Regions from separate parts of the Homo sapiens genome. Here region 2 is linked to region 1. The links are chromatin loops, found by intact Hi-C in ENCODE. Cell type or tissue: heart right ventricle. All regions are shown on one strand. Each heading gives the region's core, and the rest is flanking DNA. Links, peaks and the distances in the headings are about the cores only. Region 1 holds the start of ADRB2 (adrenoceptor beta 2). Region 2 has its middle 49 kb from the start of ADRB2.

The links. Peaks named below come from ENCODE experiments on the same cell type or tissue, not always from the same donor. Only the 100,000 strongest peaks of a DNase experiment are listed, where the experiment ranks them.
Region 2: it touches region 1 in a loop (2.0-fold over the local background); 12 of 110 quality-filtered maps call a loop at or near these places.

What each region holds. Positions count from the first base shown.
Region 1 is chr5:148,812,676-148,829,046 of GRCh38, forward strand. It overlaps ADRB2 (adrenoceptor beta 2), which reads left to right and starts at 13,936. Exons shown (of 1, transcript NM_000024.6): 1 at 13,936-15,948. The coding sequence starts at 14,157. The coding sequence ends at 15,398. RefSeq lists enhancers at 13,235-13,394, 14,251-14,836 and silencers at 13,665-13,974, 14,065-14,204. In heart right ventricle, for the core only: CTCF peaks have their summits at 8,311 (motif pointing right) and 8,515; no DNase peak of the experiment used is centred there.
Region 2 is chr5:148,867,316-148,883,686 of GRCh38, forward strand. No RefSeq gene overlaps it. Among named protein-coding and RNA genes, the nearest start is that of ADRB2, 49 kb to the left of the region's middle. In heart right ventricle, for the core only: no CTCF peak of the experiment used is centred there; no DNase peak of the experiment used is centred there; H3K27ac peaks cover 2,226 bases.

The DNA of each region.
Region 1 (16,371 bases), core at 6,257-11,256:
TGGGACTACAGGCGCCCGCCACCACGCCCGGCTAATTTTTTGTATTTTTAGTAGAGGCGGGGTTTCACCGTGTTAGCCAGGATGGTCTCGATCTCCTGACCTCGTGATCCGCCCGCCTCGGCCTCCCAAAGTGCTGGGATTACAGGCGTGAGCCACCTCGCCCGGCCAGGGCTGTTCCTTTTAAGGAAAAGCCTTGAAACTTGGCATTGACTTGGCATCCTTTTGGACGAAGGTCCTTTCAGGCATGTTTCCAGAACAGAGAAATTTCATCCATATTTGCTCTGGCAAGTAATTTTGCTCCACAATCAACTTATTAAGAGTTTCCAAAAATTATTCAGTTGCCTTCGCTTCAGCACTCACAGATTCACCACTCGCTTTCACATTATGTAATACGTAAGAATTCTTGAATTGTTTAAGCCAAACTTGTCCAACCTGCTGCCCGTGGGCCACCTGCAACCCAGGAAGGGCTTGAATGTGGCCCAATACAAACTTGTAAACTTTCTTAAAACATTATGAGATTTTTTGCGATTTTTTTTTTAGCTCATCAGCTACCGTTAGTGTTAGTGTATTGTATGTGTGGCCCAAGACAATCCTCCTTCCAGTGTGGCCCAAGACAATTCTTCTTCCAATATGGGAAGCCAAAAGATTGGACACCCCTCATTTAAGCCATCCATAACTAGCAGTAAGTTGAACACCATGGTTGGAGTGAGCCTTTTATTTCCATATCTCAAATAAGATTGCAGCATTGGTGGAATGGGACACGCCTGACTGGCAAGTGAAAACCAAGACTGATTTTCCACCTCTGTGGCCCCTAGTCGCTTTTAATTTTGTTTCCAGGTCAATCCTTCAACATGGCCTCTTACTGACAATACTAACAGTGGGTTTTGTACACTTAGGGGCCATGATGAACAAAACAACATGAGATTAAATCAAGATCAAGAGAAAATTAAGCAATTAAGAGACATGTAAAATAAGACGTGTGAGGCTGCTGCCAATATAACAAGACATATTGTTCTGCAATAAACTTTTTCTTCATAGGGAGTACACTCTAAAATAATGATTAAAATACAGTGTGGTAAACATGAGTTTTTATTATCACTATCAAGTATTATGCATGGTACATAATTTTATGTGCTATACTTTTATAGACTGGTAGTGCAGTTGGTTTGTTTACACCAGCATCACCACAAATGGGTGAATAATGCATTGTGCTATAACAGTATGATGTCTATGATGTCACTAGGTGATAGGGAATTTTTTTTTTTTTTTTTTTTGAGAAGGAGTCTCGCTCTGTCACCCAGGCTGGAGTCCAGTGGCACGATCTCTGCTTACTGCAAGCTCTGCCTCCCAGGTTCACACCATTCTCCTGCCTCAGCCTCCCAAGTAGCTGGGACTGCAGGTGCCCGCCACCACACCTGGCTAATTTTTTGTATTTTTTTTTAGTAGAGACGGGGTTTCACTGTGTTAGCCAGGATGGTCTCGATCTCCTGACCTCGTGATCCACCCACCTTGGCCTCCCAAAGTGCTGGGATTACAGGCGTGAGCCACCGCGCCTGGCCAGTGATAGGGATTTTTTAGCTCCATTATAATCTTATGGGAACACCATAGTATATGAGGTCCAGTTGACTGAAACATCATTATGTAGGGCATGACAGTAGCTGAAATCGTACAGTTTGTCACCTTTTCAGATTGGTTTCATTCAGTTTGTGATATACATTAAGGTTCCTCCATGTCTTTTCATGTCTTGATAGCACATTTCTTTTTAGTGCTGAGTGGGATTCCATTGTCTGGCTGTACCACAGTTTATTAATCCATTCACCTACTGAAGGGCATCTTGCTTGCTTCCAAGTTTTGGCAAGTATGAATAAACCATTCTGCTGCTATAAACATTCATACTGCTATAAACATCCATTTTTGCATAATAATCTATAGTATGTCAATACATTAATTTATTTAGGCATGCTCCTTTGACATACATTTAGGTTAGTTCCAGTTTTTGGTTTTTCTTGTTGTTATGTCAAACAATATTGCAATGAACATCCTTTATGTATATTCTTTATGTATTTGTGTGCATGCACCTGAAAGAGAAATTCCTAGCATTGGAATTGTTGAGTCAAAGGGTATGTGCACTACAAATTTTGATGGAACACTAATAAGGTCTACCAGTGTCTGTTTCCAACTTTAAGTTTTTATAAGATATTAAATTTGCCGGTATTCTATATTTAAAAACAGAAAATTTTCTTGTTGTTTGTGGATTTTGCATGTTGATCCATTCATTCCTTTTCATCCTTCACTGCCCAGACAACCACTCCATGAGCTCACACAGCTTGTCACACACCCTTCCCTGTGTCTCCTGGATGCTCCACTTGTCTGAGGTCTGTCCTATATTTTCTAGTAATAACAATCACAAATCCCTATAGGAACGCAGCTTTTCTCCTGCAGTCAGTCCCGAAGTCTTACACACATTTGTCCATTTGATTCTCACCACCAGTCTGGGAGCTGGCAGGAGAGGAGTATAAATTTGCTTTACAAATGAGGAAACAAAGCCCTGACACACAGCACAGACCCATGGGTGCAGCATCATGTCCCTCCCCTCACCAAATTTGCTTCTTCTCATCCACTTGCTTGGCACAGGGCTGCTGAGAACATCTCTGTGAAATAGCCTCATTTATCTAATTGTTGGCTGTTTCCCAGATTAAAGCTTTCCAAGGCCTTTCCACCCCCCTTCATGATTTGTCTTGAGCCTCAACTCCTCCCCTCAGTATTCAGGGGCTTTAAAAATATCTGGCCCAACTCACTATTACTGTTATTTTACTGTTCTCCTCCTCACATACCTGGTGCCCTAGGTCTCCTGGAACACTTGCTGTTTCTCAAGCATAGTTCAAAGGTTTCCACTTCTGTGCCTCAGTTCATGCTGCTCCTTCTCCCTGGCATTCCCTCCTTCCATGCCCTACTACCAAAATCACAGGCATCCTTCAAGCTCTGCTCAACAGCCACCAGCAGAATGAAACTTTTTATGATGTCTCTTCATCTTCCCTGACAGCACTAACAAGACTAGCTGTCTATTGAGTGAAGATCCCCTTTTTATACCTCTTTTGTAGCCTTTATCACACATCCTGTCCATCATTACCCTTTTTATCTTTGCCATCTTACTGTAAATCTTTGAAAAGTAGTACCACATGGAACTGCTAACCATGCCCCCATGAGCTTACAAGAGGACCTAGAAATAGGGGCTTAGCAGTGTTTCAAAACTCTCATACATATATTTTTCCAACATAGCAAAAATTGAATCATTTTCTATAAGCTTATATGCAATTTACTTTTTAATTTTAATTATAAAGCAAGGACAACTTCCTGAGTCAGTGCATTTAGATCTATTTAATTCTTTTTAATAACTGCACATCACAATATCTGAGTTTCTACTAATTTATTAGCCATTTCCTCTTCCTGAACAATTAATTTTCCTTAATCTTTCTTTATTACAATCAAAACTGAAACAATATCTTCACATACACACCTGACATTTACGGAACTAATTTCCAGCAATGAAAGTTTTAGGTGAAAAGATACATACATTTTACACTTTAATAAGTTTTGCCAAATCGGTGTCCAAACAACAGTGCCAATTTATTTTATTTTATTTTTTTGCAACCCCATTCATCTCTTGGCTGAAGATTCTTTGTTATCCAATGTTCACCTGCTCTTCTTGGAAGGCTTCTCCATGCCTCCTCCCCAGTGTTTACATGGGGAGATAGGGTACTAAATTAATCCTCTGTTGCCCATAAATTCAAGTTCCTAGCCATTTCCTCTTTCTGAACAATTAATTTTCCTTAATCTTTATTGCAACTAAAATTGAAACAATATCTTTACATACACACCTGACATTTAAGGAACTAAGAAACTCAAGTTCCTACCTCAATCATAGAATTTACTATGTTACGTGGAAGTCAAGTTTATGTGCTAATCTCCACTACTAGCCTGTGAGTTTCTTACAGGCAAGGACCCTGCCTCTTTGTTCATTTTTTTATATGTTGTAGCCCTTTACACAGTACTTTAGGAAGTTTAGGTTATTGTGTGTGTGTGAGTGTGTGTGTGTGTGAGTGTGTGTGTATTGGGAGTGGGGATTTGTGCAGGAAATGAGGAAAGAAGGAAAGTGCTGTGAATGGAGGAAGGGGCACAAGCAAAGCCCAGAGACTCACGGCCAATGATATCTAAGCCCTAACATCCTCCCTCTCTTTTTAGAAATTGTGACCAGGGTAGTTGGCCCTAAATCTTGATCATTTGGCATTTTTCCCATAAGTGATAGGAAACTGCTGCCTCTTTGCTCCAGCAGTCTGGTAAAACTCAGCTGTGAGACCCTGACAACCAGGGAACTTCCTTTTCAGCAGCCTGAGCATGCAGGCTTGATTGAGCTTGGACTATTGCATCTGAATCTTGTGTTAGTGGTGCAGAGTGAGACTTTTGTTTAGACAGAGCTGGGTTCCTTCTCTTCCTATTATCTACTATGTAACCTGAGGCAGGCTGCTTAATTTCTTTAAACTTCAGTTTTGTCATCTGTAAAATAGGAATAACTGTCTATTTTGAAAACTGTACAGAAATAAGAATAAAAGCAGGGAATATGTACGTAAGGGGCCAAGCCCAGCTCCTGGTATATAATAACGCATGATAAACAAAAAACAGGCTTATTGTTTTTCAGAACCCTTAACCACCACCAATTAACTATGATGTGCCAGGCACTGATCTTAAAGATCACTCGATTTGACTTTATCACTTTACAGATGAGGAAATTGAGTCCCAGAGAGAGGCAGTCACACAGCAGGTGAGAAGGCCAGGACAAGACTCTCCTTTCTCCAGGCCCAGGGCATGTTCCACCACCTCATAGCGATTAGACTTAGCCGGGGTACCTTGACCTTCTCTCCTTGACCCAGTGAGATTTCTCCCTCTGTGCCTCTCAAGAGAAGGCACTGCTTTGGAGAGAGGCTGCCCTGTTTCCTTTCCTTCCTCTGTCCTTCAGCCATCATCTGTTTTATCTCTTCCCATTGTTTCCCCTTCAGCCCTGCTCCTTGACCTCCTCTTCTGTGGCAGGTGCTGCTTGATCTCCACAACCATTTCACTTCTTCTTTCCTCCAGGGCCTAAAAAATACTGTGCAATTCCCTTTCTTAAGCTCTAGCACTGGGCAGTTTGCACTTAGATGCAAGAAGTTGTAGGTACTATCTCTTCCCCGTGGAAGGTTTCCTGAGTGCCACAGCCAACAGAGCTCCCCTAGGTTTCATATCAATAATTAATTGAGCACTGAGTATGGGCCACATCAGTCCTAACTACTTTACAGACCTTAACTCATTTGATCTTCATAACAACTTCATGAGGTTGTGAGATAATATCAACAGCCCCAATTTACAGATAAGGAAAGTGAGACACAGAAAGGTTAAGTGACTTGTTTAGGATTTTATAACTAAGACTTGGAGAAAGGAGGAAACCAAGCAGTAGGCTCCAGAGCTGCTCCTAGGATCAGGCAACACTGGGTCTTTGCCTTTGCTTCTTCCCTTCTCTGAGCTGTTTCTCCCACTCCCTGACTGTTTTCTTTTGGGAGCTTTCCTTCCTCAATCACTTGCATACAAATCATCTCAAGGCAGCTGCTAGAGAATCAAACATTTGGACATCCCTCCAAATCCACCCCAAATGTTACCACTGTTCATAGGTTAATATATAAAAGGATTTTTTTCCTCTTAGATCAATTTATTTATTCATTCGAAGAACTGCCCTTAGAGAAACTAGTGTAATTTCCAGAAATTGGGGTTGTCCCAGGAAATCCAAGATGATGATAATGATGATGATGGTAATAATGATAAATAATTTTTTTTGAAACAGCATGCTAAGTTCCTTAAATGCATTATTTCATTTAACGTTCCAAAACATCCTCTGAGAGTGCTGCTATTCAGGCAGTGCTTCCACCATAATCGTGACCACCCACAGACACATCACTTCAGTTTCTCATCTCCTAATCATTATGATATTTTTAACTTCCATTTTGATGTCCAACCAAAACCTCAAATTCAGTATGGTAATATCTGAATTCATTGCCCCTTCCTGTCCTACAGCCACACTCAGTCCACTGCTCTCCTTGCACCCTGCTTGGTAATGGCCTCCTCCACTCTCTTGACTCATTCCCCCTTACCCCCCAGCCAATCCCAGTTATGCTGATTCGTTTTTTGTCATGACTTTTGGTTCTCTCCCTTCCTTTTCAAATCTAGTGTTTTATATATTCCGTCTATTTCTTCCAACTATCCAAGGCATTTTACCCTCGAGCCCTCTGAGGCCCAGAAGCCTAAAGCATATTGCCTGAAGCACACAGCTGATCAAGGACAGTGTCATCATTGGAACCCACATTCCTTCCTCTGGCTCCAAAGCCCATGCTCTTTCTATCACTGAAGTGTATCCCATTAGCACAAGTCCAGGACTGAGATACCTGCAGGTGTAATCAGAAATTATTTTAAATAATTTAGTAACAGTACTTTAAATAACAGTGTACTACTTAGGAGTTATTCCCTTTTCAATTTTCTTTCAACCTTTTAAAATAAATGGAGAAAGTCCCATCTGATGCTAGAATACTAACGGTATTGCAAATCTTCCTTTTCAATAAAAAGAGAGCAGGCCTAAGGCTCAGAACTTTGGCAAGCAACAAAATCTAGCTAGCATTTACTAACATTGTTTTGTCTTCATGGTTACTTTCTATTTATGGCAAATGACACGAGTTTTCCACGTGTGGTAATGGCAGTCATATAAAATTTTCTTTAAAAATAAATGCATTGAGTTTTAAAAATGAGTCAATAATTTTAAAAATCATAAAAGTTTTAAAAGTGAGTCAATAATTTAGAAAACTGTAGAACACCTGCTGTTCAGAATAGCATAAATCACAAAGATGAAATGTGAATAGCTGAAATATGGAGGATAAAAAAACATAATCAAGTTGTTGTGTAGGATATTGGCAATTTTTGCTTGTCAGCTCCATGGTACTTCTTCCGAATCAAAAATTTATCTCCTCAGTGGCCCTCAAAGCACTTTCTTCCCACTATAGGCTTGTTCAGTTTAGAGTAGACAGGCCCTTGGATGTTACCAAGCCCAACTTCCTATTTCATAAATGAAGATTGAGAAACAAGGCAACTTGCTTAAGGTTACAATAGAATATGAGAGCTGTTTTGGGACTAACACCTAGGTCTCCTAATCCCCCATCCATGCCCTCTCCACTGAACCAAACCGCTTCCATCATATATATATATATATATATATATATACACACACACACATATATATATTATATATATACATATATACATATATATTATATATACACATATATATTATATATACATACATATATTATATATATACATATATATTATATATACATACATATATTATATATACACATATATATTATATATACATACATATATAATATATATATTATATATAATATATATATAAAAATATATAGTATATATAATATATATATAAGATATATATATTATATATATGTGTGTGTGTATGTACATACATGTATATCTGAATGTGTGTGTGTGTGTGTATATATATATATATATATATACATTCACCATCACACAGTGTTCATTCCCATACCTGAAGGAGACTCAAGCAATTCCTCTCAGATTCAGCAAAAGAAGATTCAGTTAAGCACTATACCCTAAGGCATCCATTGCATTGTATGTAGTGACTTAATTTCTCTCTTATGTCCCTAGGAGGGTAAGAGATATGTCCCAGCTTTGGGAAAAATAATTTTCTGTAGGGCTTAATTCTCTTGCAAAATCCCAATTTGAGAAAAGCTGCTAGAGTGTAACCTCTTTGAATACTGATTCTTTTCAGACGAAGGAGTCTTTTGAACGGCCAACTGAAGTCTCCTCTGCTTTAATTTAATGCCGTCTCCTTTTGTTCAGTGCTTCTAAGATGTGGAGAATTTATTAGTATGTCTCATAAAACTCTAGTGTAGCAGGAAATTAAATTCATCTGGTATAATCAGCTGTTTGGAAAGATTTGCTGGTTGCTCTGCTCTAAGTTATGGTTGCCAAGGTGATTGCAAATTGATTGTTTGATGACTTGTTCTAGCATCTTTCCAGGTACTGATGTTAAGTTTAGACATAGACAAACCTAAGCAGGAATAAAAGAGGCCTACCATGATGGTAAAAGGGACTCTAGAACCAAGGGAACAAGGAATGTTTAACCTGAAGAGGTTTTGTTTGCTAAGGAGAACTTTAAGGGATTCTCCCAAAAGCTAGGACAGAGAAGAGACTTGTTTTCGGTGGCCTCAAGGGGGCAGACTTAAGATCCATGGGTAGAAGTGAGAAAATGGATTTCAGTTCAATACTGGGATAGCTAGAGAAATATGCACCTGCAAAAGGGGCTGGTAAGCTTGCTCTCTCTAAAAATACCTCTGAGTTTTGGTGGGTGCATTGTGTAAGAAGCTGACTAGATTGTGAGATGCTTCATTCAAAAAACGCTGACATCCCATCTAGCTATATTACTCAATGATAATAGTAACTTACAGAATCATTCTTCTTTCTAAAGAACCAAGTTTTGTCTGTTTTTTCAATTATTTTTTCACAGCAATCCAAATTAAAGGTAAATTAGCAATTATCCATGTTCAAAGGATCCTATCATACATTTCATACATGCGATTAGATAGGACCAATATGCATTCTATATCTATTTTTTGATTCAAAAATAAGATACTAACAGTAAGGTTTTTCTTCTACGGCAGTATGCTAAGCACTTGACATGCATTTAATCTCATTTAATGTAAATTTAATGGGATAATGCTGTACAGAGACATTTTTAAAGACAAGCATTTTAAACTATTGTTTGAAAAGAAATCTACAGATGTTTCTGTGCTCCAGGATCATACACAAGAAAGGACTCTTGTCTAAGCCAAGACCCAGTATAAGATTTTCCTAAGCATCCAGCTATTGGTGTGAGGGCATGCTCTGGCACCATGGAAGCTTACTCCTATTCAGACATTCATTAGGTAAATCCAGATATGAGGTTTTATTCCTGTTTGACAGGCTGGGAACGACAAATCAGTGTCTTAAGGGATTGACAAAATATGTAATTAGATGCTATCAATCACCATAAAAGAGCCTGCTTTTTCTTACATCAGATAAAGGTGCGTTTAGTCTACTAAGAACTTTCCAGTTCAAATGAAGCATTAACTCTCTAAGGTCATGTGAACAGTAAGCAGTGCTACTCGAACTCCTCTGCTGGGAAATAAAATAACAGCATTAGGCAGGGAAAACTTGTGAGGCCATGAGCAGACCTGGACTCCTAATTTTCCTTAACACTTTGGCCTGGACACTTCTTGTTTTTTCACTTCAGTAACCTCATTTGCAAACTTGGGGGAAATAAATTAACTGATATATTAAGCTCTTTCCCAGTCTAACTTTCTCTAAACCTAAAATCACAAAAGGAGGTCAGGAGAAAAGACTCTTAGTTAGCTGACTACATCTTGACATTTCTACCAGCTTGGTGAAGCAGCAGGGAAAGAGCGTGCATCCATTCGTCAAGGCTGGAGGGCAAAGGCCCAGAACTTCCTAATTGATATAAGCAGATTCTCCTTTTTTTATTATTATTATGCTTTAAGTTCTAGGATACATGTGCAGAACGTGCAGGTCTGTTACATAGGTATACATGTGCCATGGTGGTTTGCTGCACCCATCAACCTGTCATCTACTTTAAGTATTTCTCCTAATGCTATCCCTCCCCTAGGCCCCCACCCCCAAACAGGCCCTGGTGTATGATGTTCCTCTCCCTGTGTCCATGTGTTCTCATTGTTCAACTCCCACTTATGAGTGAGAACATGAGGTGTTTGGTTTTCTGTTCCTGTGTTAGTTTGCTGAGAATGATGGTTTCCAGCTTCATCCATGCCCCTGCAAAAGACATGAAGTCATCCTTTTTTATGGCTGCACAGTATTCCATGGTGTATATGTGCCACATTTTCTTTATCAAGTCTATTCTTGATGGGCATTTGGGTTGGTTCCAAGTCTTTGCTATTGTGAACAGTGCTGCAATAAACATACATGTCCATGTGTCTTTATAGTAGAATGATTTATAATCCTTAGGGTATATACCAGGTAATGGGATTGCTGGGTCAAATGGTATTTCTTGTTCTAGATCCTTGAGGGATTGCCACACTGTCTTCCACAATGTTTGAACTAATTTACATTCCTACCAACAGTGTAAAAGTGTTCCTATTTCTCCACATCCTTTCCAGCATCTGTTGTTTCCTGACTTCCTGTTTTTTTTTTGAGACGGAGTCTCACTGTGTCACCCCGGATGGAGTGCAGTGGCACAATCTCGGCTCACTGCAACCTCCACCTCCCAGGTTCAAGCGATTCTCCTGTTTCAGCCCCCAGAGTAGGTCAGACTACAGGCATGCCACAACTTCTGGCTAATTTTTGTATTTTTATTAGAGACGAAGTTTCACCATGTTGGTCAGGCTGCTCTCGAAGTCCTGACCTCAGGTGATCCACCCACCTCAGCCTCCCAAAGTGCTAGGATTACAGGCATGAGCCACTGCGCCCGGTCTGTTTCCTGATGTGTTAATGATCGCCATTGTATCTGGTGTGAGATGGTATTTCATTGTGGTTTTGATTTGCATTTCACTAATAACCAGTGCTGATGATCTTTTCTTCATATGTTTGTTGGCTGCATTAATGTCTTCTTTTGAGAAGTGTCTGTTCATATCCTTTGCCCACTTTTTCATGGGGCTGTTTGTTTTTTCTTGTAAATTTGTTTAAGTTCTTTGTAGATTCTGGATATTAGCCCTTTGTCAGATGGATAGATTGCAAAATTTTTCCCCCTTTCTGTAGGTTGCCTGTTCACCCTGATGATAGTTTATTTTGCTGTGCAGAAACTCTTTAGTTTAATTAGATCCCATTTGTCAATTTTGGCTTTTGTTGCCATTGCTTTTGATGTTTTAGTCATGAAGTCTTTGCCCATGCCTATGTCCTGGATGTTATTGCCTAGATTTTCTTCTAGGGTTTTTATGGTTTTAGGTCTTACGTTTAAGTCTTTAATTCATCTTGAGTTAATTCTTGTATAAGGTGTAAGGAAGGGGTCCAGTTTCAGTTTTCTGCATATGGCTAGCCAGTCCTTCTTGATTTAGTATTTGTGGGTTTTAAAAAAGGAGTTTCCCAAAATATTCAGTTAAACTTTTAAGTGACTTACGTGTATATCTAAATACATGATCAGTTAATATTTGTCTTAAAGGGGTTTTCTTTGTTCTTTTCTTATTATAGGAAGGTTAAACAATATGCTTATTTATGCCATAGCTTCACAAACAGGAAGGAGGTTTTAAATGGTTTAGTTCCACAATTTGAGTAGATGCATATTTAAAGAAACGTTGTTGCATAATAAATACTGCCTCTTCCTAAAATGCATCATGCCACAGCCAATTTTGGAAAACACAAATATGAGGTGAGTGTATTTTGAAAACTATGTGAATATAATAGATCTTTAATTCATATTTGTGGATTTTATGGGAAATACTTGTTTTCTAAGGCATCTGTCTTGCAAAAAGTCAGTTTCTGCTATGAAGGATGTTAAAGGGGATATGTAGGTTAAATTCTGTTTCTGAGCTTTGCTTCCAGAGTAAACACCCAACTTACTTTTGCCCTAAAGTATTTTATTGTTCTAGTAGAGAAGACTAACAACATATTCTAAACCACTAAGTAATTTATGTAAACTTCGCTTACAAACTACACTTGTGTGACACTTATATGAGCAAAAGCATTTTCATATTTCTTACTATATCATTCAATTCTTGCTTACCCCAATGGAAGTGACTTTATGCCCCTTTAGAGACAATGGAAATCAGGTACTTCGTGATTTCTCTTAAAAAAAAAAAAAATGAACTAGAAAGCTCCAAGTTTGGTGAATCTGGAACCTGGGTATTCCAGTTCCAGTTGTAGCCCTTCCTCCCTATCCATCACTCCTGTCTGCATGTAATTATGCAATACATTGAAAAGATTAAAAGATGGGTCTTGGACTCAGGCAGACCTGGGTCAAATCCAGATTCTGGCACTGCCCAGCCATTGCCCCTGGGCAAGCCATTTTCCTCTTTGAACCTCATTTGTGAATTAAGCTAAAAATAGTCCCCACCCCCATGGGACTGTGGGAAGGATTAAATAGAATAATGCATGAAAAGCAAATAGCAGAATGGTCCATAAATGTTAACCATTGTTATGTTATTATGTAATCTACAAAGTACGTTTAGTTACACTTCATGAAATACTTTCAGTTTTTCAAAGACACCACTAATACATGGGAAATCAAACCCTGAAAATTAATTTCACTTTAGCAGTAAAGTCACATGCCAGATGGAAAGGATAGTATTTCATGAACAAAGATCTTACTTTTGAGATTTGGTCTTACTTTTTTCTTTTTCTTAAGGGAGAATTATCTTGTGTTTTTTGTTTTGTTTTGTTTTGAGATGGAGTCTTGTTCTGTCACCCAGGCTGGAGCGCAGTGACGTGATCTCGGCTCACTGCAACCTTCACCTCCCGGGTTCAAGAGATTCTCCTGTCTCAGCCTCCCGAGTAGCTGGGACTACAGGTACGTGCCACCACACCTGGCTAATTTTTGTATTTTTAGTAGAGACAAGAGTTACACCATATTGGCCAGGATCTTTTGCTTTCTATAGCTTCAAAATGTTCTTAATGTTAAGACATTCTTAATACTCTGAACCATATGAATTTGCCATTTTGGTAAGTCACAGACGCCAGATGGTGGCAATTTCACATGGCACAACCCGAAAGATTAACAAACTATCCAGCAGATGAAAGGATTTTTTTTAGTTTCATTGGGTTTACTGAAGAAATTGTTTGAATTCTCATTGCATCTCCAGTTCAACAGATAATGAGTGAGTGATGCCACACTCTCAAGAGTTAAAAACAAAACAACAAAAAAATTAAAACAAAAGCACACAACTTTCTCTCTCTGTCCCAAAATACATACTTGCATACCCCCGCTCCAGATAAAATCCAAAGGGTAAAACTGTCTTCATGCCTGCAAATTCCTAAGGAGGGCACCTAAAGTACTTGACAGCGAGTGTGCTGAGGAAATCAGCAGCTGTTGAAGTCACCTCCTGTGCTCTTGCCAAATGTTTGAAAGGGAATACACTGGGTTACCGGGTGTATGTTGGGAGGGGAGCATTATCAGTGCTCGGGTGAGGCAAGTTCGGAGTACCCAGATGGAGACATCCGTGTCTGTGTCGCTCTGGATGCCTCCAAGCCAGCGTGTGTTTACTTTCTGTGTGTGTCACCATGTCTTTGTGCTTCTGGGTGCTTCTGTGTTTGTTTCTGGCCGCGTTTCTGTGTTGGACAGGGGTGACTTTGTGCCGGATGGCTTCTGTGTGAGAGCGCGCGCGAGTGTGCATGTCGGTGAGCTGGGAGGGTGTGTCTCAGTGTCTATGGCTGTGGTTCGGTATAAGTCTGAGCATGTCTGCCAGGGTGTATTTGTGCCTGTATGTGCGTGCCTCGGTGGGCACTCTCGTTTCCTTCCGAATGTGGGGCAGTGCCGGTGTGCTGCCCTCTGCCTTGAGACCTCAAGCCGCGCAGGCGCCCAGGGCAGGCAGGTAGCGGCCACAGAAGAGCCAAAAGCTCCCGGGTTGGCTGGTAAGGACACCACCTCCAGCTTTAGCCCTCTGGGGCCAGCCAGGGTAGCCGGGAAGCAGTGGTGGCCCGCCCTCCAGGGAGCAGTTGGGCCCCGCCCGGGCCAGCCCCAGGAGAAGGAGGGCGAGGGGAGGGGAGGGAAAGGGGAGGAGTGCCTCGCCCCTTCGCGGCTGCCGGCGTGCCATTGGCCGAAAGTTCCCGTACGTCACGGCGAGGGCAGTTCCCCTAAAGTCCTGTGCACATAACGGGCAGAACGCACTGCGAAGCGGCTTCTTCAGAGCACGGGCTGGAACTGGCAGGCACCGCGAGCCCCTAGCACCCGACAAGCTGAGTGTGCAGGACGAGTCCCCACCACACCCACACCACAGCCGCTGAATGAGGCTTCCAGGCGTCCGCTCGCGGCCCGCAGAGCCCCGCCGTGGGTCCGCCCGCTGAGGCGCCCCCAGCCAGTGCGCTCACCTGCCAGACTGCGCGCCATGGGGCAACCCGGGAACGGCAGCGCCTTCTTGCTGGCACCCAATGGAAGCCATGCGCCGGACCACGACGTCACGCAGGAAAGGGACGAGGTGTGGGTGGTGGGCATGGGCATCGTCATGTCTCTCATCGTCCTGGCCATCGTGTTTGGCAATGTGCTGGTCATCACAGCCATTGCCAAGTTCGAGCGTCTGCAGACGGTCACCAACTACTTCATCACTTCACTGGCCTGTGCTGATCTGGTCATGGGCCTGGCAGTGGTGCCCTTTGGGGCCGCCCATATTCTTATGAAAATGTGGACTTTTGGCAACTTCTGGTGCGAGTTTTGGACTTCCATTGATGTGCTGTGCGTCACGGCCAGCATTGAGACCCTGTGCGTGATCGCAGTGGATCGCTACTTTGCCATTACTTCACCTTTCAAGTACCAGAGCCTGCTGACCAAGAATAAGGCCCGGGTGATCATTCTGATGGTGTGGATTGTGTCAGGCCTTACCTCCTTCTTGCCCATTCAGATGCACTGGTACCGGGCCACCCACCAGGAAGCCATCAACTGCTATGCCAATGAGACCTGCTGTGACTTCTTCACGAACCAAGCCTATGCCATTGCCTCTTCCATCGTGTCCTTCTACGTTCCCCTGGTGATCATGGTCTTCGTCTACTCCAGGGTCTTTCAGGAGGCCAAAAGGCAGCTCCAGAAGATTGACAAATCTGAGGGCCGCTTCCATGTCCAGAACCTTAGCCAGGTGGAGCAGGATGGGCGGACGGGGCATGGACTCCGCAGATCTTCCAAGTTCTGCTTGAAGGAGCACAAAGCCCTCAAGACGTTAGGCATCATCATGGGCACTTTCACCCTCTGCTGGCTGCCCTTCTTCATCGTTAACATTGTGCATGTGATCCAGGATAACCTCATCCGTAAGGAAGTTTACATCCTCCTAAATTGGATAGGCTATGTCAATTCTGGTTTCAATCCCCTTATCTACTGCCGGAGCCCAGATTTCAGGATTGCCTTCCAGGAGCTTCTGTGCCTGCGCAGGTCTTCTTTGAAGGCCTATGGGAATGGCTACTCCAGCAACGGCAACACAGGGGAGCAGAGTGGATATCACGTGGAACAGGAGAAAGAAAATAAACTGCTGTGTGAAGACCTCCCAGGCACGGAAGACTTTGTGGGCCATCAAGGTACTGTGCCTAGCGATAACATTGATTCACAAGGGAGGAATTGTAGTACAAATGACTCACTGCTGTAAAGCAGTTTTTCTACTTTTAAAGACCCCCCCCCCCAACAGAACACTAAACAGACTATTTAACTTGAGGGTAATAAACTTAGAATAAAATTGTAAAATTGTATAGAGATATGCAGAAGGAAGGGCATCCTTCTGCCTTTTTTATTTTTTTAAGCTGTAAAAAGAGAGAAAACTTATTTGAGTGATTATTTGTTATTTGTACAGTTCAGTTCCTCTTTGCATGGAATTTGTAAGTTTATGTCTAAAGAGCTTTAGTCCTAGAGGACCTGAGTCTGCTATATTTTCATGACTTTTCCATGTATCTACCTCACTATTCAAGTATTAGGGGTAATATATTGCTGCTGGTAATTTGTATCTGAAGGAGATTTTCCTTCCTACACCCTTGGACTTGAGGATTTTGAGTATCTCGGACCTTTCAGCTGTGAACATGGACTCTTCCCCCACTCCTCTTATTTGCTCACACGGGGTATTTTAGGCAGGGATTTGAGGAGCAGCTTCAGTTGTTTTCCCGAGCAAAGTCTAAAGTTTACAGTAAATAAATTGTTTGACCATGCCTTCATTGCACCTGTTTCTCCAAAACCCCTTGACTGGAGTGCTGTTGCCTCCCCCACTGGAAACCGCAGGTAACTACTTGTAATTACTGCCCATGACTTAATGTAGAATGATACAAGAATGACATGCACAGATTGCTTAACCCTTTCATTTGCCTTTGAGTCTGCTGCTGCAAAGCTGCATCTCTCCTGACACTTGTGCCCCAAATCAGTTCTGCCTGCTCTTAGTATAGCTCAACTCTCCCTATGGTTATTGTTCTGTGTTGTTACCTCAGAAACACTGACTCACAGAAGCGGAGTTAAGGGGATATGTTTTTTTCTCTCCACGTGCACCCACCACCCACCTTCCAGTTCTACTTGTTTCAAAACTGTTTATATTTCTGTCTTGGCCATGTGTTACAGTGGAGCTCTTTGTACTGCATCAG
Region 2 (16,371 bases), core at 5,129-10,128, 54 kb after region 1:
CTTGTAGGCATAAAAGCACCAAAGTCTCACTGACTGTTGGAAACAAAGACCAAAACTCCAAATGTAGATAAGGAATGGACAAATTTCAAGAGTCACCTCCATGGAAGCAGACTACCTAGGCCTTAGGGTCAGCATAGTTTCTAGAATTGGGTAAATCTAATCCAAGCTCTTCCTCTTCTTACGTGTATGACCTTGGGCAACTCTCTTAACTCATCCAAGACCCTGCTTTCTCATCTGTAAAATGAGAATGATAATAAATCTACCTTATAGAGTTTTACTGAGAATTAACATATGCATGGTATTTAGTACTGGTAAAATACTCAATATGCATCAACAATTATTAATATTATCTTATTTTTATTTGAGGCAGAGGCTGCAAATACAAATGCCTTTATAGGCCAACTGGAGAGAAATGAATTAAGCTAATTCTCCACCTAAAAGGAACGTGGCTATTCACCTTCAGCAAATTACTCCACCTGGGAGTTTTGATGAGGTTGTCACACTGTACGATATTTTTAAGAGAAGTTAGAAATCTGGACTTTGGAGGGATAAAATTTTCCATTTTAAAATGTTTACTCTAAATTTAAATTACAAGATAATATTGTGGCATCCAACAGTGTATGAACTGAACAAAATGTGTGTGGGGCTGGTATAGCCCATGGGCTGCCATCTGTGAAATCTGATTTAAGACAGGCTTCCGGCTTGAGGCAGAGATCCTGGGAGACCTTTTGGAAGATAAAGCTTCCCCTTCATTCTCCTGAGATATTAGGCTCCAACATCTCTACATGTCAAACAACAGGCATGCGGTGGATGACCCGATGCCCTCTAGGCCTGAGATTCTGAGATCGCTAGTGTCCGAGGATGTCCAGTCTGGCCTTGATGGCATGAAGAGATCAGATGGGGAAGGCTTGAGGGTTGAGTGAGATGGCCAGGGAGGCCAGGCCTGGTGGTAGCCTCATATGCTGCAGCAGGGAGAAGCCTGTAGGTGTTTACCTGCTGTGGATAAACACAGGAGAAGTGTTGAGGCTAGCTAGAGATGAGAAGCAGGGTATCTGACCTGACTAGTTAAACACTTTACTAAGAACTACAGCTGAATCAAACCAAATCTGAATATGAGCCTGTGTGTGTGTGTGTGTATGTGTGTGTGTGTGTGTGTGTGTGTGTGTGTGTGTGTGTACCACCCACCTGAGCTGGGGCGATAGAGGAGAACGGGCCTGAGTGTGTATCTGCTTCATCTGCTTGCTTTTTCTCAAGTTCATTCCTGTGTGACAGAACTTTCTAATCTCTTGTACTCACAAAGCTACAGCTGATATTTCCAGAAACCTTCATAGCACCATTTCCACCACACCCCTCCTCACCACCTGAACCCTTACCCCCAGGTTTTCAGGGTCTGAATCTGCAGCCAGGCTTCTGGGTTCTAGAACCCAGAGTGGAGATATAGAGAATCCTATAAGCAAGCCTGAGTGTTAGAGCCTCCAGCAGGCTCAGACTCTCCTGCCAAAGGATGGCTGCTATTCCAGTGCCTGCATTGCAAAGATGGACAGGTCAATGCATGCCCAGCAGGGACAGAAGAAACACTGCCATTGTCCCAGCCGACTGATGCTGAGAAGGCAAGATCATTTTTCATCAAAGTGCCTGGTTAACCCAAAGTGAAAGTTTGGTTTCCTCTACCTTACTGGAATATTTGACTTTGAATCCACGTTTACTTTCTACCTCTGGGTAGATGTATCCTGTGACTCTGTGACAAATGATATTTACAAAAAGAGGTTTTCAAGATATTTTTAGCAATGGAACTCTTTCTTTAAAATGATATATTACACTAAACTCAACATATAAAATATGTTTTGTAATTGAGTGATTAACACATTTGAATCTTTATTAGTCCTGACTGTCTTGAGAAAAATACAACTCAAAATGGTCATATTACTCAGATGATGCCGGATGTCTGATCCTAAAGACATTTGAATCTTTATTCTTGGTGGTCAAGTCAATTTGAATCTTTATTCTTGGTGGTAAAGACTTTGTTATTTTCAAAATCTTACAAGGACCTAACAGGAAACTTTAGGATTCTTTGGAGTATGTTGTAAAAACCACTGATATAGTCCTCACTTTCTGAGGTATTGGGGTTCTAAGTGAGGAGAAGGCATACCTCTCATCTTTAACAATGTGAAATGAAGATGACAGAAGGGAATCACAGCATTTCATGGCATTTGACTGATAACATTCGAATAGGAGGTAAGTAACTTTGTATGTTGGAAAGAGAAAGAATCATACAGAAAAAAAGTCAGGGCCCTGTGTTCTAGTTCTGGCTCTAGAGAGTGTTGGCTCTAATCATTTGAGAATTGGCACTCACCATGTGCCACTGGAGAAGGCCCTTCTTGTCTGTGGATGCAGATTCTCCATTTGTAGGCATCATCTCACCTGAATGTCTAGGCTGCTGCTCAATGTGTTGGCCCAAAATGCTGCACTATCACAAAACTCTCCAGTTACATTCAGTGTGCCACAAAATAGACCGATCCTCTCTACACACCCAAATGTATGTATTGATACTAAGTTGTACAGAGTGATTCCATACAAAACAATGGAAATGAACCATTGGAAGGTTTCTAGTGGTTACATGAGGTACAGAAGAGTAGCAAATGTGGCCACAGTTACAAGTGCCAGCCTGGAGCCAGCCCTAGATTTTAGTCCTGACTGTATCAACTACTGGCTATGCGATCCCAGGCAAGCCACTTACCTTCTTGCCTTCTCCATAATAAAATGGAAACAGCATGGCACCAACCTCCCAGGTTGGTAAGTTAGCTGATTTACACAGCAACACGGGGAAGCCCTCAGGCTTTGATGGTGCCCAGACCTGGATTCAAATTCCTTTTCTTTCACAAATAAGCAAAGTACTTTGTAAACGTCAATTTTCTCATTTGTCAATAAGGATAATTATTAAATCAGTTAATATTTGTAAGACACTTGAGTTAGAACTGTACTTGTGATATAGTGAACACCCCTGCCCCGTGCCAAAAAAAACAAAAAAAAGGATGTGGCCAAGTGTAAAGAAACTTTGAAGGAAATAGTGCCAGTTATAGAAGAAGAAGAGCCCAGCTTGAGAATGAGGACTCAGCTTTCACTCTGGCTATGCCCCAAATCCTGGGTGACAACCAGGAGTGCTCTTGTCTTTCTGAGCCAAAGTCTCTCCATCTGTACAAGAAAGATGGTGCACTCCACAATCAGATTCTGATATTCTCTGGTTTTATGGTGGACTCTCACCTTCCAGTTACAGCACATGGAGGGATGTGGGAATCAGTGTCAAGCACCACAACCCAAATGTCTTTAGGATCAGACATCCAGCATCATCAGAGTAATATGACCATTTTGAGTTGTATTTTTCTCAAGACAGTTACAAAATTGACCTAGTAAATATAAGAGAATATTCTTCATATCCACAAAAAAAATGTGATCACTCCCATTTTTCTTGAACCACTGACAGCCTCAAATTTGGAGACACTATCAGAAGAGGGGGGACCCTGAAGTAAATGGAGCACTTAAGCCCCATCTGAAGATGGCATCTGTATTCAGCAATAGTTTATTGTTGCCAAAACAGAATGAAGGCCCAGTGCTACTAAATATCACAGATTTTCAAGAAAAGATGGAAATCAGATTTCTGGGTGTATGAAATCTTGGGGTCATTAAGAGACAGCACGTAATTCAAAATATTTTAAAGTTCATGGGTAGCATTTTGCCATTCAGGTATGACCAGTTGATGGGTAGCATTTTGCCATTTCAGGTATGACCAGTTCCTAAAACATATCAGCAGGGTTGCATGATGGGGTCCAATGTCCCCTACCTCCACCTCCCAAAAAGGAGGATCCACAGGCAAGTCCTTAGACCAAAGAGAATGCAGGATCTTCACTCCAGATCATGCATGCTCACCACAATTGGTAGGACCAGAGTGAGTATCTGACCCACAAACAGCTCTCCATGGCCACTGTTTTCAAACTTTAAGATCCATAGAAATCACTTGGGAATAAAATCATCTGGGGAGTTTGGGTAAGATGTCTCAGGAGCCACCCACGGGAATTCTGCTCCATCAAGTCTGAAGGGCGCCTCAGGAATCTGCCCAGATGGTTTCTCAGCCTCCCTTGGGGAAACTTATCTCAGGTCTAACCAGGGGCCAATGACTGTAGAAGTTCTGCCCTACGTGGAGACTCAGTGCTGGAGGGTGATCAGCTGAACCAATTGCTGCACTGAAGGGGAACAGACTGAAGAGTGCTGATTTGCCTCTTCTGGGGAGCATGGACAGAGACACACTCATGTTACTCACTTACTAGAAGTTTATTTTAAAAATTCACAGAGAAGTAAGGAAACCATCTGAGCTGCAGAAACCATCTGAGCTGCAGAGTCAAGCCCCATGGAGTACACGATATTGTTCCACCACTGGAACGTTTTTCACTCTTGTCTAATCTGTCCATAAGCCTTGGACTTCTGTGTTTCTGCCTCTTCTGATTATGAACACTATTCTTATGCCTTACCCTATCTTACTGCTCTCCAAGAGAAAAGGTCTGATTGGTTCAGCCAATCACCTGCCAGAGCACAGTGTTCCTATGGACAGAGCATCAACACCTCAGAGGCTGCTGACCAGCCCATAGCTAGTAGGCTTTGGGTTAAGTTATTCTGTATTGCATCAGCTGTGGCCAGGATTCCAAGGTCAGGTGATGCGAAACATCCCAAGCCGTGGGTCAGGAACCTCGCAGAGTAAGGCTAGAGGATGGTAGGCTCCTGGCATGGCCAACTGCTACGATATCGGGGTGAAGAAAGGTAACCAAAATAGCCAAAGAGAAAGAAGCCCCATGAATATGAAGAGACAAATGTCCCAATAGGAGCATGATACTTTGGCTGGTGACAGATGCTAGACATGGAGAACAGACCAGCCTAGTGGGTGAGTCTGCAGGTCCTGAGTTCTTATCCCAGCTCCACCATTCTCTGGCTGTGTGATCTTGGGTAAATTACTCGGCCTCTCTGAACTTGAGCTTCCCAGTCTTTCAACAAAAATGATTATAATGTCTCACAAAGGGGTTTTGAGAGTTAAATGAAATACTGAGGATAAAGTCTTTAGCACAAAGCCTGGAGTAAAATAAAAGACAATATTTAGTTTAAAAGAGAAAAAAAGAAACTTACAGTGAGTTTCTTTTCTCAGAATACAACCTTGGAGAAGAACAGAACAACATTGCAAGAGGAAACCCAAATTCTGCGGAAACATGAGCTATTGTTGTTATTCTCCAAGTACGTAAAGTAGATGTGGATTAAAGGTGGCATTTGGGGTGTTGGAGGCTGGAAGGAGAAAGAGCATGAGATCGGTAGGAAACCTGGACACGTGTCCCCACTCTGTCACTTTTGTAACTAACTCCGTAAGCAGCCAAAAACAGGGCCCTTCGTATGCCTGGGCTTCACTTTCCCCATTTATAAAATGAGGGGGTTGGGCCATCTGACCTCAGAGGGCCCATCTATCTCTGAAGCTCCAGAATCTCATAAGGATCAAGAATGGCAGAAGAAGAAGAATCAAAGATCTAGTAACTGACTCCAGATTCTAGAAGGGCTGGGTTTTTTTGCTTTGTCTTGTTTGGGGTAAATGCACTCTGAAAGGTAACTTTGGGCTGGAAAATCAGTCAGATTTGCTGGGATAAGAAGGTTCAGGTGGGACCCAAGGATGGTCTTCAAGAACATGGAGGGGATGTGCATCTGGAAGCAGGGTTAAGCTGGTTCTGTGTGATCTGAGGTTGGAAGGCAGACCCCATCCCATTTCAGAGATGACCAATCTGACAAGTAAAGGAGTCTTCCCCCCATGCTTCAGAATACATTCTCTAGCTTCATTCAGGTTTCTATTCAAATATCAGCTCCTCAGGTATCTACTCCTAACCCTCGCCCTAACTCAGTGCCTGTCTCTAATGCCAGTCGAAAATGCCACCTCTGTCACTCTCTAGGCCCTTACCTGCGTTTGCCTTTCACACTGCCCTACAGACCATCATATGATATCTGACTCGCTCCAGGGAATGTCAGCTCCACCAGAGCAGAGCACTTGTTTGCTTCAACTGCTGAATCTTCAGTTCTTAAAAAGGGCTTTGAACATAGCAGATTCTCCATAAATATTTGTGGACCTCTCCCCGCAAAAAAAAAAAAAAAAAAAAAAAAAAAAGAAGTCCTACAGTCAGTATAATATTCTCCTCTGTCCTGGTGAATAGAACCTGAAATTAAACACTTCATTTCTAATTGTAAAAATTCAGAACCCAACCTGTTGATGAGGAAAGAAAATGGAGGAGCAGACAATCGTCCCCTTATTACGGAAAAATTTCCCCTCTACACTTCCCCATGTGGAAGACCAGCAGGGGAACTGCCCTGGGCAGGGGAGACCATGTGAGGATCTGAGCTGAGAACAGGTGTTCTCATCTGCAGCAGATTGTAACCTGTGAATTATCTCCCCCTTTATTCTGGAGGCACTGTGCTGGCCTTGAATGGGGCTTTGAAGGCCTGAATATTCAGGAACTGTCCTGAAATTTCCCCTCTTCCGCATCCAGCAGGACTGCAACTTTCAGGAACTGTCAATTGTCTAGGGAATATAAACAAAAGAACAAAGGCAAAGTTGGCTCATTAGAAGAGAAGCAATCTCAGATTGAACTGAATATAAAACCCACTTGGAATTTAAACACCAGAGTGGTATGTGGGAGGAACAAGGTTACAAACTCTGGGGAGAGGTCCTGATAAACCAAAGCAATTCCATCCTGGTTCTCAGTCCCTGTTCATAAAAATTTCACAGAAGGGGGACAAGTCTCCAGAGCTTGAGCTTCTGGCATAGCAACCCCGCTGCCAGTTGCCTCTGTTTGCTTTGAGATATCAGAAGGGAGACTCCAGGCAAGCTGGCTTTGATTTGTCTAAATATAGTCTCTTTTCTGAGAGTACAGTGAATCAAGCAAGGGGTCCTGGGGCCAGCATGGTGTTTGGCATTTTTACTTTATGGGCTGCATGACGTTTGGCACATTCCTTCCCCTCTGCAGGCCTCAATTTCTCCCTCCATTGAGAAAGAAATCCAGGCAGCATTTGAGCTCCTTTTTCTCTATTCCTTCAAACCTTATTGTCCACAGCCTCCAAGGCTTCAGTGTATTTTCCTGACCTGTCCTTTTCATCCTCTACACTTGCTTTTCTGTTTGCAGAGAAACTGTTCCTGGCTTAATGTGGAATTGAACCCCAGAATGCAGAACAGCTCTGAGTCTCAGTCATAGACACCCAGGAGGACTCTCACTGCTGGTCAGACAAGTGCCTGGACTTTGGGTCGCCATTCCTCTCTCTTTTGACACCACTGCCTGTTTCACCAAGTTCCCCCCATGGCATATGACAGCATGATGCCCCAAGGGAGAAAAGCTGTCAAGAAGGGCCCTGAGTCTTTGGCATTGGGCTAGAAGGTGGCGCTCTCCTAGCATATGACTCAGGCTACAAGGGGATGCTTGCCTGCTGAGCACTGTCAGTTTCCTTGCTTAGAAAATGGAAATAAGAAGAATCCTGTCCATCTCAGAGGACTTTATGGGAATCAGATGAGAAAAGAGGTTCTGGGGAAAACTTCGATTTGCTATTTAGATCCTTGAGTCCAAGACTCTCAGCCACTGCTTTGACCTCCTACCTCTCCGGCATGCTATCTCTTCACTTCACCCACCCTGGTAGCCTCTCCAGCAATAACAGAGCAGCTCACAGCATGGGCTCTGGAGTCAGGCTGCTGGGTGTTTCCCACTGGCTCTAATCTTACCAGCTGTGTGACCTTAGGCATGTTAACTCACCTCTCTGATCTTCAGTTGTCTCATCTGAAAGTGGGGATAAAACAGAACCTACCTCAAGGGTTGCTGTGAGATAATGTATGAAATGCACCTGGCACAGCACCTACAATACATTCATTCCTGCTGCTATTAGTGTTACTTCTTTGAAGATCCACAGCCTGTTATCACTAATAGGATCAGTGGGAGACTGAATATAACTAATGTGACTAGTAGGCGTCCTGAACACTGGCAGCTCTCTTGAGGTGTGGTCCACAGAACTTTGGCAGTCCTCCAGATCCTTTCAAGAGGTCCACAATGCCAAAATTATTTTCAGAGTCATACTACTTGGCGTTTTTCACTGTGTTGACATTTGCACTGATGGTGCAAAAGCAATGATGTGCAACTGTGCAAGTGGTCATTGTATTCTTTACCACTATGCATGCCCAGAGATGGGGGGAAACCCAGTTTCACTTAACAATGTCTTTTATTAAGCAGTAAATATTGTTATTTTTATTAAATTTTGACCCCATTTTTACTTGAAAGAATGACTAACAGACAAACTATGATTATTCAGATGTGGGCATGTAGCAGACATTTCCACAGAAATGAATGAGGTAAGCCTGTCGCTTCAAGAAAAATCACTACCAATATTTGTTGCTAATGATAAAATTCAAGCTTACAAGTAAATTTTAGAAAGCTTATGTCTGCCACCGCAAACTTGTCAGTTTCCCAATACTTGAAGATTTTGCATATAAGATTTATAGTAATATTAATTAATGTGATTTTTTTGTATTATAGAATGAAATGTGTCAACATTTGGAAGACCTGCGTAACTAATATTTTCCCTATGATTAATGTATGATGTTACAAAATCATGCAGGGGTAAAAGATCCTTTGAAAGTGTAAGTTGGACCAATGGATTATATGTAATCAACTAAGGAAAAGTTCATTGATAAGGTTCCAGATTTTGCATTGAAACTAACCTTTCAGAAACTGCCACAAGTTTTTGTGTAATATCAAAGAAGAATATCCATGACTACCTGAGATGGCCATTAAAATATTCCCCCTTTTTCCAACTATGCCTCTGAGTGAGGTCAGATTTTATTTATATACTTCAACAAAACATCACATTGTAATAGATTAAATGAAGAATCAGATGAGAATCAAGCTATCCTCTATTAAGCCAGATGTTGAAGAGATAAGCAAACATAAAATAATGCCATTTTCTGAATATATTTTTTTAATTTTGAAACATTTTCATAAGGAAATGTCAATTATGTTCCCATGTCATGGGTGTATTTTTGTTACTTTCATATGAATTAAAGCGATAACTTTAAATTTTATGTTTTAACTTCTTATTTGGTAAATATCACTAGATGGAATCTACATGAATGAAATCTATGTGTAGTTCTCAATCATCTTTTTAAGAGGGTAAAGAGGTCTAAGACCAAGAAGCTTTAGAACCACTGCTGTAAATGTTTGAGAGAGAGATGGAGAGCAAAAGAGGGTAAAGAGAAGTTCCCGTGCTAAGCATAGGAAGTGACAGGCCTGTTGTGTGCTCTGTTCCTCAGCTCACACCAGGAACACTCTGGAGTTCCCTGTCCAACACAGAGCCCCACATCTTAGCAGGGATACTGACAAACTGAACATTATTCCAAAAAGGGTAACTGGAGGATAAAAATTATGTCCCCGGAGGAACAATGGAAATAAGTAGATAAACACCCTGAGGCCGGGCGCGGTAGCTAACGCCTGTAATCCCAGCACTTTGGGAGGCCAAGGCAGGCAGATCACTTGGGGTCAGGAGTCCCAGACCAGCCTGATCAACATGGAGAAACCCTATCTCTACTAAAAAATACAAAAATTAGCCAGGGGTGATGGCATGCACCTGTAATCCCAGATACTAGGGAGGCTGAGGCAGCAGAATCGCTTAAACCTGGGAGGCGGAGGTTGATGTGAGCCAATATCATGCCACTGCACTCCAGTCTGGGTGACAGAGTGAGACTCTGTCTCAAAAAATAAATAAGTAGGCCTGGCGCAGTGGCTCATGCCTGTAATCCCAGCACTTTGGAAGGCTGAGGTGGGCGGAGCACGAGGTCAGGAGATCGAGACCATCCTGGCTAACACAGTGAAACCCCATCTCTACTAAAAATACAAAATGTTAGCTGGGTGTGGTGGTGGGTGCCTGTAATCCCAGCTATTCGGGAGGCTGAAGCAGGAAAATCGCTTGTACATGGGAGGTGGAGGTTGCAGTGAGCCGAGATCACGCCACTGCACTCCAGGCTGGGCAACAGAGCAAGACTCTGTCTCAAATAAATAAATAAATAAATGAAAATAAATAAATAGGCACATATGTACCATGGAATACTATGTAGCCATAAAAAAAGAATAAGTTGATGTCCTTTGCAGGGACACGAATGAAGCCGGAAATCATCATTCTCAGCAAACTAACAGAGGAACAGAAAACCAAACACCGCATGCTCTCACTCATAAGTGGGAGTTGAACAGTGAGAACACATGGACACAGGAAGAGGAACATCACACACCAGGGCCTGTCGGGGAGTGAGCGGAAAGGGGAAGGAGAGCATTAGGACAAATACCTAATGCATTTGGGGCTTAAAACTTAGATGATGGGTTTATAGGTGCAGCAAACCACCATGGCACATGTATACCTATGTAACAAACCTGTATGTTCTGCACATGTATCCCAGAAATTAAGGTAAAATTTAAAAATAAATAAATAAATAAACTTACTCTGGGAACAAAAAGGCAAAACTAAAAATAAAATAAAATTTATAGAACTATAAGAGCTTCTTCAAATCTTTGAAAGGCTGTCAGAAAAATGTTGACCAAAGGGTTGTATAAGAATGGCCTCAAATATATATTTTGGTACACCAATATTTTTTCTTCTGTTTTCACCTCTGTCATTCTCTAATGATTCTCCCCGCTCTAAAATGTTGTTTCTAGTCTCTTCTCATTCCCTTCTCTTTTTCTCTTTCTTTTTCTAGCTTGCTTTCTTTTTCTCTCTCTGACCCCTTTCTCTCCTTCCCTTCCTTTCATTAAATTTCTTCCTTAATTATCCACAATATATAATAAATACATTTTTTTCAAAAAGTTTTGTTTCTTTTTTTTCTTAAAAAGGTGTGAGTAGGAGGAGAATGAGGAAGAAGAGGAGGGAGGAAGAGGGGAGGGCCCAGGGGGAGGAGATGGGGGAAAAGAGAATAAAGGGGAGGGAGAGGAAGAATAAACAATAATGATCTTTTTTTGTTCCCCCTCTGTAACCTGATGTATTTAATAAGACAAAAGTGTGAATGATGGTGGTTCCCAGGGCAGGAGCAAGAGCATTTCCTCCCAGCATGGAGAGCAGGAGGGTGAGTAAGGCTGAGCCTTGGGCTTTGGGTGTTATTTATCTCAGGTTCATTAGAGAGAAAGAAAAAGTCACAAAACAGTGAGTGTGGATGTTTTACAGACAATGTGAGGCAAATAGAATAGAGAATTTTAAAATATTTTTAAAAGACTTGTAACAAGATTCCTCTTCTAGGAAAGGAGCTTAAGGAAATAATCTAATATATAGGCATAAAACTATGCACAAGAATGGCTGTCACAGTATTAATTAAAATAATGAAGAACTGACATACCCTAAGTGTACAACAATAAATGATTAAATTATTTCTGAGATACAAATATAAATTAAGACTATTAAGCAATCAATAAAAATAATTAATAGAGAAATAAATAATGGCATGGGGAAATACAAGATAATGTTGAAATTTAAAAAATAATGAAGATACCAAATTAAATATATGTAGTAATTTAGTCAATATATTTTTATTGAGCTGCTACTTGCACTATAGCAGATATTGGACATTTAGTATTGTGCATAATCCCTGCCTTTATACAGTTTAAATTCAAATAAAAAATATAGTTTTTAAATAATTAATTAGACAAATAATTAGTTGCATGCCTTTTGCTCCCTGTTTCAATAAATAGACATGAATTTGTAAAAAGCTATAAGGAATGATAAAATATTAATGCTGGATTTTTAGATGGTAAAGCTGTAGGTGCTTGATATATTCCTTGTAAGTTACATATTTTCCAAATTTCCTAGAATAAGAATATATTACTTTTAAAATCATCTTAAATGTCAATGATACTTAAGAAAAAATATCTAAGGAACACACTCTTGCAATTAATTTCTAACCTTCAGCCTCCCTTCCTTTCTCCTTTACATCATTAGACACCAATGACACCTTCTGCCTCTATGACCTACCTAGAAAACCAAAACAGGCAATGGCCTTCATTATTTTTGAAAAAAGTGCTAGACAAACAGAGTTTGAGGTGTCAGGTATGCAACAAGGCAAAAGACTGCCCCTTTTCTTATGGAATTCAAAATGTGAAGATAGGAACAGACGGGTAACCAGTGCAACTGTTACTGGGCACTGTGCTGAGCACTCCATGTGCCTCATCTCATTTACTCTTCACTGCAAACTATAGAATAGATTCTGGGTTTAGACCCATTTTACAGATGAGGAAACTGAGGCTCACTGAAGTTAAATAATACCTTGCAGGTGGCAGAGCTGGAATTCAGATTCCCATGGCCTGACTCCAAAGCCCAAGCCCTAAGTAAATCATGAGGAAGAAGACAGAGCTGTGAGTTAAGCTGTTCAAGGTCCCGCAAGGGAGAGGACCTAGCCCAGACCTAAGTATGAGGGGAATCTTCCTGGAAGAAGCAACCTGTACCTGAGACCTCAAGGGTTGCAGACAAGGGCCTGTGGACTGATTCTGGAAAATGAAAGCTCAGTAGGACTAGCATGTGGAATACTGCAGGGGATTAGGGGGAAGGCAGAAATGAGGCCACAGAATAAGCAAAGAACAAATCATATAGGTCCTTGAAAACTCAGTTAGGACATTCCATCTTTATCCTCAAAAATGTTGGGAATCACTAAAGTGTTTTAAGCAGGAAAACATCAGGGTCAGTTTTCCACTTACAAAATATAATTCTGGCAACTTGGAGAATAATTTGGATGAATCAAGACTGAAGGCCAAGAGGCCAATTAGGAGGCTATAGTCATCAATCAGTAGAAAGATGATGGTGGCCCAAAGCAGGATAGAGGCAACAAGGAGAGAGATAGGATGTCTGGTCCCAGAGGTATTTTGGAAGTAAAGTTGGCAGATGTAGAGGAGGTGAGACAAAGGCAGAAATAGGATGCCAAGATGTTTCTCTAATAGTGTGCCAATCAAAGTGCCAGTCGTTGAGAAAGGGGACATGGGAGGAGGCTGCCATTCTGTGGAGCAAAATCAGTTCACTTTAGGACAAGCTGGATTTGAATCACCATTGTGACATTTAGTTGGCAATGCCCAGTAAGAAGGCAGATATAAGAGTCTGAAGCTCAGGAGAAGGAGCTGGGCTAGCAGTCCATCTATCTAATGGTTGAGCCTTGGAAATGGATGAAATTCCCTTGAGAAAGGTGTGTATGAGAAGAAAAGAAGGCTTATGATCAAATCTGAAAAACACCAGCATGTAAAGTCGGGGGAAAAAATAAGTCAAAACAAACAAACAAACAACAACAACAACAAAGAAACAGGAAATGAGCAGCTGCCAGGAAGGTAGAAAAAAAAATGCCTACAGAGGACAAGCGTGGTGTCATGGAAGCTGCAAAGAAAATTTTTCTGGAAGGCAGAAGTGGTCAGCAAGCAAAGAAATGTTAAAAGGATTTAGAAACAAGGAAGTTGTCAGTCACCTTTGGGAAGCCAGCTTCAGTTGCAAAGTGAGGGTAGAAGCCAGACTGGAGGGTAGCTGTCCAGCAGGAAAGTAGGTGGGAAGAAGTGGAGATAGCACATGCAAGCACCTGGAAGCATGGCTGGAAAGGCAAGGAGAAAGAGGGAGCAATAGCTGGTGGCGAAACTGGACTAAATATTGGTTCCTTCCCACTTCACAGTTATCATGATTTGATAGATGAACTAGACCAATTTCTCTTTGCATGAACTAAAATTGATAAGTGGCATTACTATCAATCAGGAACCACTGAGCTTCTAAATCACCTGATTTCTCTAGGAAGATACCAAAAATAAAGATCATGTACAACCTCACAACATTTGATTTAGATTCAAGAAAGCTGCAATTAACCCTTTGATTCTATGTAATCATAAAATTTTATTATTATTTTGATTATAATAACATCAGCTAACATTTGTGGATCACTCACTATATGCCATGAACTGTTCTAAAGGCTATGCATATAACTAGTTTGATCCTCACAACACCATGAGATAAATCATTATCGCCATTTTACAGATGCAGAAATTGAGAGAGAGTTGAAGTAACTGGTTCACAATCACAATCGCATGGCAAGCAAGTATTGGAGTCAGGATTCCTTAAGGGTGCTTCTCCCTGACTTATCCCAGGGACAGGGGAGAAAAAAAATTGAAAGGGTCCGGGGCAGAAAAGATGAAATAATTCTGAGGTTGCCAGAACACTTCCATTCTAGAAAAGTCCTGGCATGAAAGGAGAACAAACTGGTCTGTAGGTACTCTCAGCTACTTTTCCCTAGTGGGTCTGGGGCAGACAATGGTATTTCCTGAGCCAAATGCTCTAGGCCTTGCTGGCACCAACCACTTAAATATGTTCTTTGAAATTCTAGTTGTCTGAAGGCTGGAGCACAGAGGTGAGCTGAATATCCTAAAAGGACTACTGAAGAGTGGAAAGCACAAAGTCCTTCTTGTAAATGGTCATCCCAGCTTGATTCCATATCTGCACAGCTTTCTACCATTTGTTGAGGGCCTATATACCATTAAGTCATTTTGTCTTCATGACAAGCCTAAGGGAGGCAAGCCTAGGGAGGAGCTGTGAACCCTGGATCTTTACACACCTTCTCCTCTCTTTTTGAAACATTCTTTCTCCTCTCCATTTTTCTTATGTGATTGGTTGGCATCTGGCTTATCATTCCCTATTTCTTGTTTTACTGGGTTAAAGGGAAGGAGAGTCGTAAGAATCTTAAAAATATATTTTTATTTGGTTTTGAACTAAATGAGATAATGATCTATGTCTCTTCTTAGGAGGAAGAAACACCAATATTAACCCTTCACCAGCTGCCTGGACGCATCAGAAATACTCAAGGATAAGCGACACCCAGGTTTATGAACCTTGTATTGGTCAGATTCAGTCAGGGTAGATTTGTTATGATTGTTATGAAATAAGAGAGTTGTAATATGAATTAAACGCTATGCAATTATGGCAGAAACTAGGAAAGTGAAATTCTGAAAGTGGTATTTAAAGGATCAGGAAAGGATTCATAGTAAATCTGAAAAGTCAAAAGTCAAGCACATACAGCAACACAAGTGGGCTCATAAAGGGGAAGTGCAGGAGATGTCTGTGGGAAATCATTGCCTCTCAGAGGCAACTGCTCTGGGTGTTGCAGATGAGATGATGGGCCTGGAGCTGCTGTTTGTAAAGAGGAAGAACTGGAAGTGCTGGAAGCTACCAGGTACTGCTATGCCTGTCACTCCATCTGATCACATGACCTTCAGAGTGATAACGGCTGCTGCTTCACCTCTGCCTTCCAAATCTTATGCAAGTCTCTCTCTTTGTACAACTCTGGCTTGAGACGATAAAGGAAACCATACCTAGTTTCTGATTAAACCAAGCTGACACAGTAAAATCCAATTTATCCAATTGGTAAATCTCCTTTACCAATGAGAAGTAAAAGACAAACTAAAGTAAGGGTTGACTAACATGAGCAGGGATGTCTGACTAACATGAGATGGGATGTCAACTTAGAGTCACCTTGCCTTTTCTTACACCTCCTGCATGCCCAGTGTGTCAGCACATTTTCTAACACTGTACCATTATCTCCACAATGGCATGCGCATGTATCCCCTCTTCTCCCCATGGTCATTAACCCTGTTCAGATTCTCCTCACCTCTCATCTTGAAGACTGAGTGTCTTTCGAGTCCTCCACTCACCCTGCTCTCTCTGGCCTCTTCATCTTTTGTGCTTGATCTTTCTTCTGCCTGGAATGCTCTTCCCTCCTTTATACTTGAGGTCTTAGTTTAAAGATCACTGTATTTTGGAAGCATTTTGGATCTCTCAAAAAATCTGAGTTAGATACCACACTGATTTGCTTCTCTATTCTAGTACTTATTACATTTTAGGTCTTATTTAATTGTCTGTGTTCCTCTCCATTCCCACCAACTAGGGCCTGACACATAGGGGTTCAATAATTGTCAAGTGATTGACAGAATGAATGAATGGATGGATGAGTGAAAAAGTCTCTCCATTTCCAGTGTGTATTCTCTCTAATATCTTCTACATTCTACACTGAAATTGTCTTTTTGAAAGCCTGGACTTCTTCAGTGGCTTGTCATTGCCAGTGGATAAAATGCAGACTTTTCATCTGTGCATTCAAGAACTACCACATATAGTCTCAGCCTACCATTTCTTTTTTTTTTTTTTTTTAGATGGAGCCTTTCTCTGCTGCCCAGGCTGGAGTGCAGTGGCATGGTCTCGGTTCACTGCAACCTCTGCCTGTTGGGTGCAAGAGATTCTCCTGCCTCAGCCTCCTGAGTAGCTGGGATTACAGGCACC